Linked DNA regions of Mus musculus: region 1 is linked to region 2. A link is a loop called in an ENCODE intact Hi-C map of the cell type or tissue named here. Cell type or tissue: heart. All regions are shown on one strand. Each heading gives the region's core, and the rest is flanking DNA. Links, peaks and the distances in the headings are about the cores only. Region 1 overlaps Wwp2 (WW domain containing E3 ubiquitin protein ligase 2). Region 2 overlaps Wwp2 (WW domain containing E3 ubiquitin protein ligase 2).

What was found. Peaks named below come from ENCODE experiments on the same cell type or tissue, not always from the same donor. Only the 100,000 strongest peaks of a DNase experiment are listed, where the experiment ranks them.
Region 1: a loop joins it to region 2, with 1.8 times the contacts of the local background. A loop is called at or near these places in 4 of 42 quality-filtered maps.

What each region holds. Positions count from the first base shown.
Region 1 is chr8:107,540,442-107,543,345 of GRCm38, reverse strand. Wwp2 (WW domain containing E3 ubiquitin protein ligase 2) reads right to left here. Exons shown (of 24, transcript NM_025830.4): 10 at 2,548-2,722. Among named protein-coding and RNA genes, the nearest start is that of Mir140, 9.4 kb to the left of the region's middle. In heart, for the core only: a CTCF peak has its summit at 1,425; a DNase peak (open chromatin) is centred at 975; H3K27ac peaks cover 443 bases.
Region 2 is chr8:107,488,586-107,491,489 of GRCm38, reverse strand. All of the region lies in intron 6 of Wwp2 (WW domain containing E3 ubiquitin protein ligase 2), which reads right to left. Among named protein-coding and RNA genes, the nearest start is that of Gm51547, 16 kb to the left of the region's middle. In heart, for the core only: no CTCF peak of the experiment used is centred there; a DNase peak (open chromatin) is centred at 1,419; H3K27ac peaks cover 2,046 bases.

The sequences.
Region 1 (2,904 bases), core at 218-2,717, 52 kb before region 2:
GCAACCAGGTCAAAATGTTACTGATGGCACAGAATTTGGAACCAAACTATTCATCAGTCTCTTTTTTTCTTGAAATGAAATCTCTCTATATAGTTCAGGCTGGGTTCAAACTCAGGCTCATGTGAGCTCCTTAACTCAACTTCCCAACCGTGGGATTCCAGGTGTGGACGCTGTGCTCAGCTAACACCCTTTGCTTAGCCTTGTTCTTTTTAGTTTGGTTTTGTTGTTTCTATCCCAAACATCATGACGTTGGCTCTCCCTCACTAAGTGGCCCTCCAGTTGTTCCCCTATAGCTCCACTCATCACACATACCCTCAGCCTGCAGGAAGGCCAGAGAGGAAAGACAGAAGGAAGGAAGGGACGGACGAGACCGAAGAGCCCAACAGAAGCACTCAGGACCCTTGGACTCCTATGGTGATTTTACTGTTACAGCTAAAGTGGATCACATGACTTTTTTGGGGTTAGTTTTTCCTTTCAGGTACATTTTACAACTCAAATCATAAGAAAAGAAAGGGTGGGCTGGAGAGATGGCTCAGCTGTTAAAGGCTAGGCTCACAACAAAAACTATAAGAGTTCAGTTCCCAGCACTCACAGCTGTCTCTCCAGCCATGAGAAGAGAAGAGAAGAGAAGAGAAGAGAAGAGAAGAGAAGAGAAGAGAAGAGAAGAGAAGAGAAGAGACACAGAAGTGAGGGAAAAACAATAAATAAAAGCTTTGCATCATGGCCAGAAAACCCCAAGCAAGTCCTTCAGTGGGCAACCAAATGCTCCTTCTCCTCATCTCCCGAGGGTTCAAGTGTGTTCTACAGAGAAGAGATGGAAAGGCACACGGACAGGACAAGGGGACTGACTGATGCCAGAAGGGAGCTCCTGGATGCAAGTTAACTCTGAGAAACAAGGTCCTCCATAATCAGAAACACAAATGTGACTGCTGAGACACCTCCCTGGGGAATATCCAGGGCTGGAGGCGCAGGGTGTAGCCGTGAGCCAGAAAGCTCATGTGAGTTCAACTCCCTCTGGGATTAAGCACAGAGTCCCAGGAATATTTTGAGATACAAACTCAGAAATAAAGAATGTCTAGCAAGCACAGCCAAGGGCAGGAAAGACTCTGGGAAGGTCAGAGAGTTCAGAGAAGAAGGCAGCATCATGTTTGCAGGGTGGACCTGATGGGCCAGAGCAAGCTCCAGGTGTCTGAGGATGTGGTCGGAGGGCTGAGGGAGGGACAGAGTAGTCTCCTTCTGAACAGTCCAATCTGAGTATTCATAGCAGGAAGCACAGAACAACCTGGATTGCACTGTAGACCCTGGCTTCCTCCACGTCATCAGAGGAGGACATGGTGGACTGAGGACAGAGGTGCCACATAAACAGTAGCCCATGGGTCGAGCTGGGTGCTGGTGCAGTGACACATGTGTAGACTGCTGGTGTCCTCAGTGGACCGCAGCAGGAACACAACACAGTACAAAGCAAACAAAAACATAGGCATGCTAACTCAGAGCAACAGAGGGCCTTAGGCAGTTAAAAGAAACCACCAGGACTACAGCGAACAGTAACCCAGGGAGCGTGGCAAAGGTGCAGGTACACACAGGCAGGCCCAGGAAGGGCAGGCAGGCGCTCTGCATGTCCTGACTCCCGTTTAAAACTGTATTTCATGCTCTTCAAAGTTCAGCAAAGAACAAGATCTCAGTTTAAGCCCAGCAAGAGAAGGAACGGGATGGGGGTGCTAGCACTCTATCAGTTCCTACTCTTCCTAGTCAAACCCTGGGCTGAAGCCAAACCCCAGAATAACTGTATGAAAGCAAGCCTTCTTACTTGTAACCAGGACGTGGCACCATAGCAAACAAGAGGGGAAACCAAAAGCAGGAGAAAACCAACAGAGACATTTAGAGAAGACCAAAAAAAAAGGGGGGGGGGATTCCACTATGTCTTTTTTCAGTACAAAACATCTTCTATTTCACAGAAACAGGTGACTTCCCAGTCCATGCAGAGCCTCCACATCTGCAGCTAAGTCACGGAAACAGCTCCCAGGTTCTAAAATTGTATTTTTTTGCATTTAAATTGTACCTCTCAAGATGCTCCCCCTCCCAAGTCAAACATCTACCCTGGGCTCTTGCTAAAATGAGAGAGATGGGCAAAAAGAAAACCTGCCAAAAGACCAAGCGGAAGTGAACCAGAACTCCTCCAGTCCTGCGTAGAGAGCGCATAAGAGCCTGAAGTCTGTCTGGGCCAGTAATCTTTAACAATTAGAGAAGTTAGATAAAGACTGGGGGGGGGGTGAGGGATGCTGCCACAGGCCTGCCTGGTTTGGGAGCCAAGACTACTCATGACAAGAACGACATCAAATCCAGCTTCAGACACAGTGGTGCACTGACCAGAGGCAGGAGAAGGTGTTACTAAGTTACAAACTTGAGGAATCTCACTGTGATGAGTGAAGTCTGTTGTGTGCACACTCTGGCCCTTTTCTCCTGCTCAGCAAGCCGTCTACACTGTGTGCGGCTGCAAACACTACAGGTCAGGAGTCACCCTGCTCTTGGCAGGCTCTCCCCTCTCACCTGGTAGAGGAATCTTTGGCTGAAGTGCTGCATGGCCCCCTGCAGCTGGTTCCGCTGGGACTGCCACTGCTCATAGTTGCGCACGTACTCAGCAGTTGGGCGCTGCCAGGTGGTTGTCCGGGTGTTGTGGTCCACGTAGTAAAACCTCCCTCGGGGGTCCGTGCGCTTTTCCCACCTGGAAACAAGGAGCCATACTGAGTACAGTGACCTCACCATCCTTGCTGCTCCCCCTCCCCCAAAATTCTAAAAATGTTCTCAGGGTATCTTACAAGGCATTGAATTGCTTCGGCCACAGTGAGCACATGACCTAGGACCTATGCTGGGACAATCAAAGCGAATCTCAGAATATCTGCTTAG
Region 2 (2,904 bases), core at 144-2,643:
AACGGAAATCAACTGTACTCTGAGTCAATGAAACCAGTGTGAAAGTGGCCCCACAGTGCACAGAATTCCAGGAAAGGAAAACTATAAAGAAGTGAAAGGACCAGTGCCAGAGCCAGGGAGAGCAAGGAGGGCTGACTAAATGAAACACATGAGGCTGTAACGGTGGACACACACCATGAATTCGTCAAAACCCTCAGAATGGACATCACCAAGCCAGAGCCCTAGCATAAACAATTGCCTCTGAGTGAGAACAGTGTGTCACCAGCCTCCCTCAAACATAGGCTGATCAAGGGCTGCAAAGGTGAATAAGGACTTCTGTGCTCCTGCCAATTCTGCTGGGAACGTAAAATGGCTCTTATAAAAACAAACCAGATGACAGCAGGGGCTTTTGGGTTCAGGCTTTTGGGTTAGGGCTGCTACAGCAATCACCCCCATGGAGTATGACCAAAGGACTCCTGTCCCTGAGTAAGCCAAGCTCTCTTATTTTCTCTATCTTTGTCCATGCAGAGCACTCTGCATAGAGGGACATCCCTGTTCCCCACTTCACTAGATCAGCAAACTCTTTCAAAGTATCTTTGAATGTTCCACTCTTGGCTGTGTACACACTGGCACATCAATAGTCCTGGCACTTGGGTTTGTTCACACTATGGGTATGCTGATGTATAAACACTTGGTGTGTACACACTAGCACTTGTGGTTGTTGCCCAGTGTCTTGTTACAACATCCTCGGTATCAGGTTCTGTGCCTTTCTATATTTTTGTCGCCATGACTTCTGTGAGTCTGGCTTTCCTTACCCTCAGTCCTACTCAGCTTTTTGGGCCACACTACCTCTCCCTTGGCTCCTTTCCTACAGAGGAAATGTCAAATAGCTAGTTCTAAAATAAACAGATATAAATAAGTAAATGTACAGTGTCACTTTTACTAAGAGATAACTGGTGCATCAACGTGCATATTTAGATGGTACCAATCTTCATAATTACTTTTGAAAATGCCCCAAATGCTTGTCCATGATCTCAACAGCTCAGAAGACAGCCTGAAGACTCCCTGGGAGCAGGGACTGCGTCTGTCACTGCTGAATGATGAATCTGCATGTACACAGATTCCTTTCTTCTTTCCAGCGTCACTAATGAGAATGAGACCATAGCCAGCTTTTAAGGGGAAGCATAAAGGTGCTAAACTCTATTTCATTTCAGGCTGACAAGGGAACATCTCCAGGTCAGCTTTGGTCAGCTCCATGGAAGAAGGAGTGGCAGTAGCCAGCAGAGACTGGAGAATGGCTCAGGTCCCAAAGCGCCTCTCTCCCTGTCAGCTTTGCTTCCCCATTCTCCCTTAGGCCACCCCCCCACCCCCCGGGCTTCCCAGCAGACTCACACCCGTCTGAGTTTATTTGTCTTTCCTTTCTGGGATCCGCTGTCTGCAGACACAGCCCATGAGCTATTCAGAGCTCACCAGAGGCTCTGGGCTGTACAGGCTTCCCAGAATACAGCTCTTTCCAGTCTTGGGGGAGGGGGGTTACTAATGCCAAGTCAAGGGAGCTAATAAATCTAAGAGGTTTTCGTCATAGCAAGACAAAAAAGAAGGGTCACAGAGGGAGACAGAAAACCACTACCAGGATGTCCTAAAACGGCCATAGTTAGAATGTCACTGTGAAGAACATGTTCAAATGCTATCTGGAGGGCCCTGAGGAAATCCAAGGCCTTAGGACCTTTATCTCTCACGCATGCACAACACATATGAAGTGCTGAGAGTATAGCTTATAGCTAGAGTGCCCGCCTGACATGGTCAAGGCTCTAGGTTCAGCTCCCAGCATCAGAAAGCATTCACATCCACTATATTCAAAATAAACTGATACAGACATGACAAAGGAAAATACGCTGAGCCCCACACCCAGCTTCCTAACCACGATCCCTTGCAGAGACCTTCTAATGAAAAGCTCCACCAGGCCTGGTGACACAGGCCTGTAAATCCAACTATTCGGGAGGCTGAGGCAGGAGATCACAAGTTCAAGGCCACCCCCGTAGAAGAGTGAATTGAAGGCCAACCTAGACAACTCAGGTGACTGGGGTACATACAGATCAAGAGCACAGCACCTGCCTACAGTATGTCAAACATTTAATTCCATCCCTAACACTATGGGGGAAACTAACAATTTCATGAAACTAAAAGGAAATAAAGACTCGATTCTTTTATGCTGACTCATTTCCTTATCTAGGAACCTTCCCAGAGGTTCACATCCAAGGCCCCACAAGGTTGGGCTGAGAAGGAAAAGGGCCCACACGGACAGTACACCGACTGGGTTCCCTCCCACCACTCACCTCACACAACACAGAAGAAGAAAGAAGAGAGAGGATCACAGGTGATCCAGAAACAGCACACCACAAAGGAAGCCAGACTTTCTTGGCTTTCCTATTCCAGCCTGGAGTTTCGAGACCATTTCTAACCTCTAGGAGACCCTAAGGAAGGCTGCAGCACTGGGGGTCACCCTTTCTACTCAGTCCCTCTTCCCTCTGCGCACATTCCACTGGGTCTCCTTAGCGCCTAGGATCAGTGGCACTGTCCTGAACATGTGGACAAAGGAAACCCTCCTAGTCCACTCTGCTCACTGCCCTGCCACGCTGGCTTCCTCTCCTGCATGTGTCTGCCGGCTCCATGAGCTCCCTCACATCACTAAGACTGAACTCACTATAGAGAGAGGGGACCCTGCATGATGGTGCACAGTACCAAGGACATGGGAGTCCTTCCCAACCTAGCTGGCAAGTGTCCAAAGCCAGCCTTGTTCCAGCAACAGAAACAAACCATGAATGTCCTTCTATGCTCTCCCCAGGCCTTCACCATATACCAGCTCCTCCACGGGCATGAAACGCTGCATATATATATATATATATATATATATATATATATATA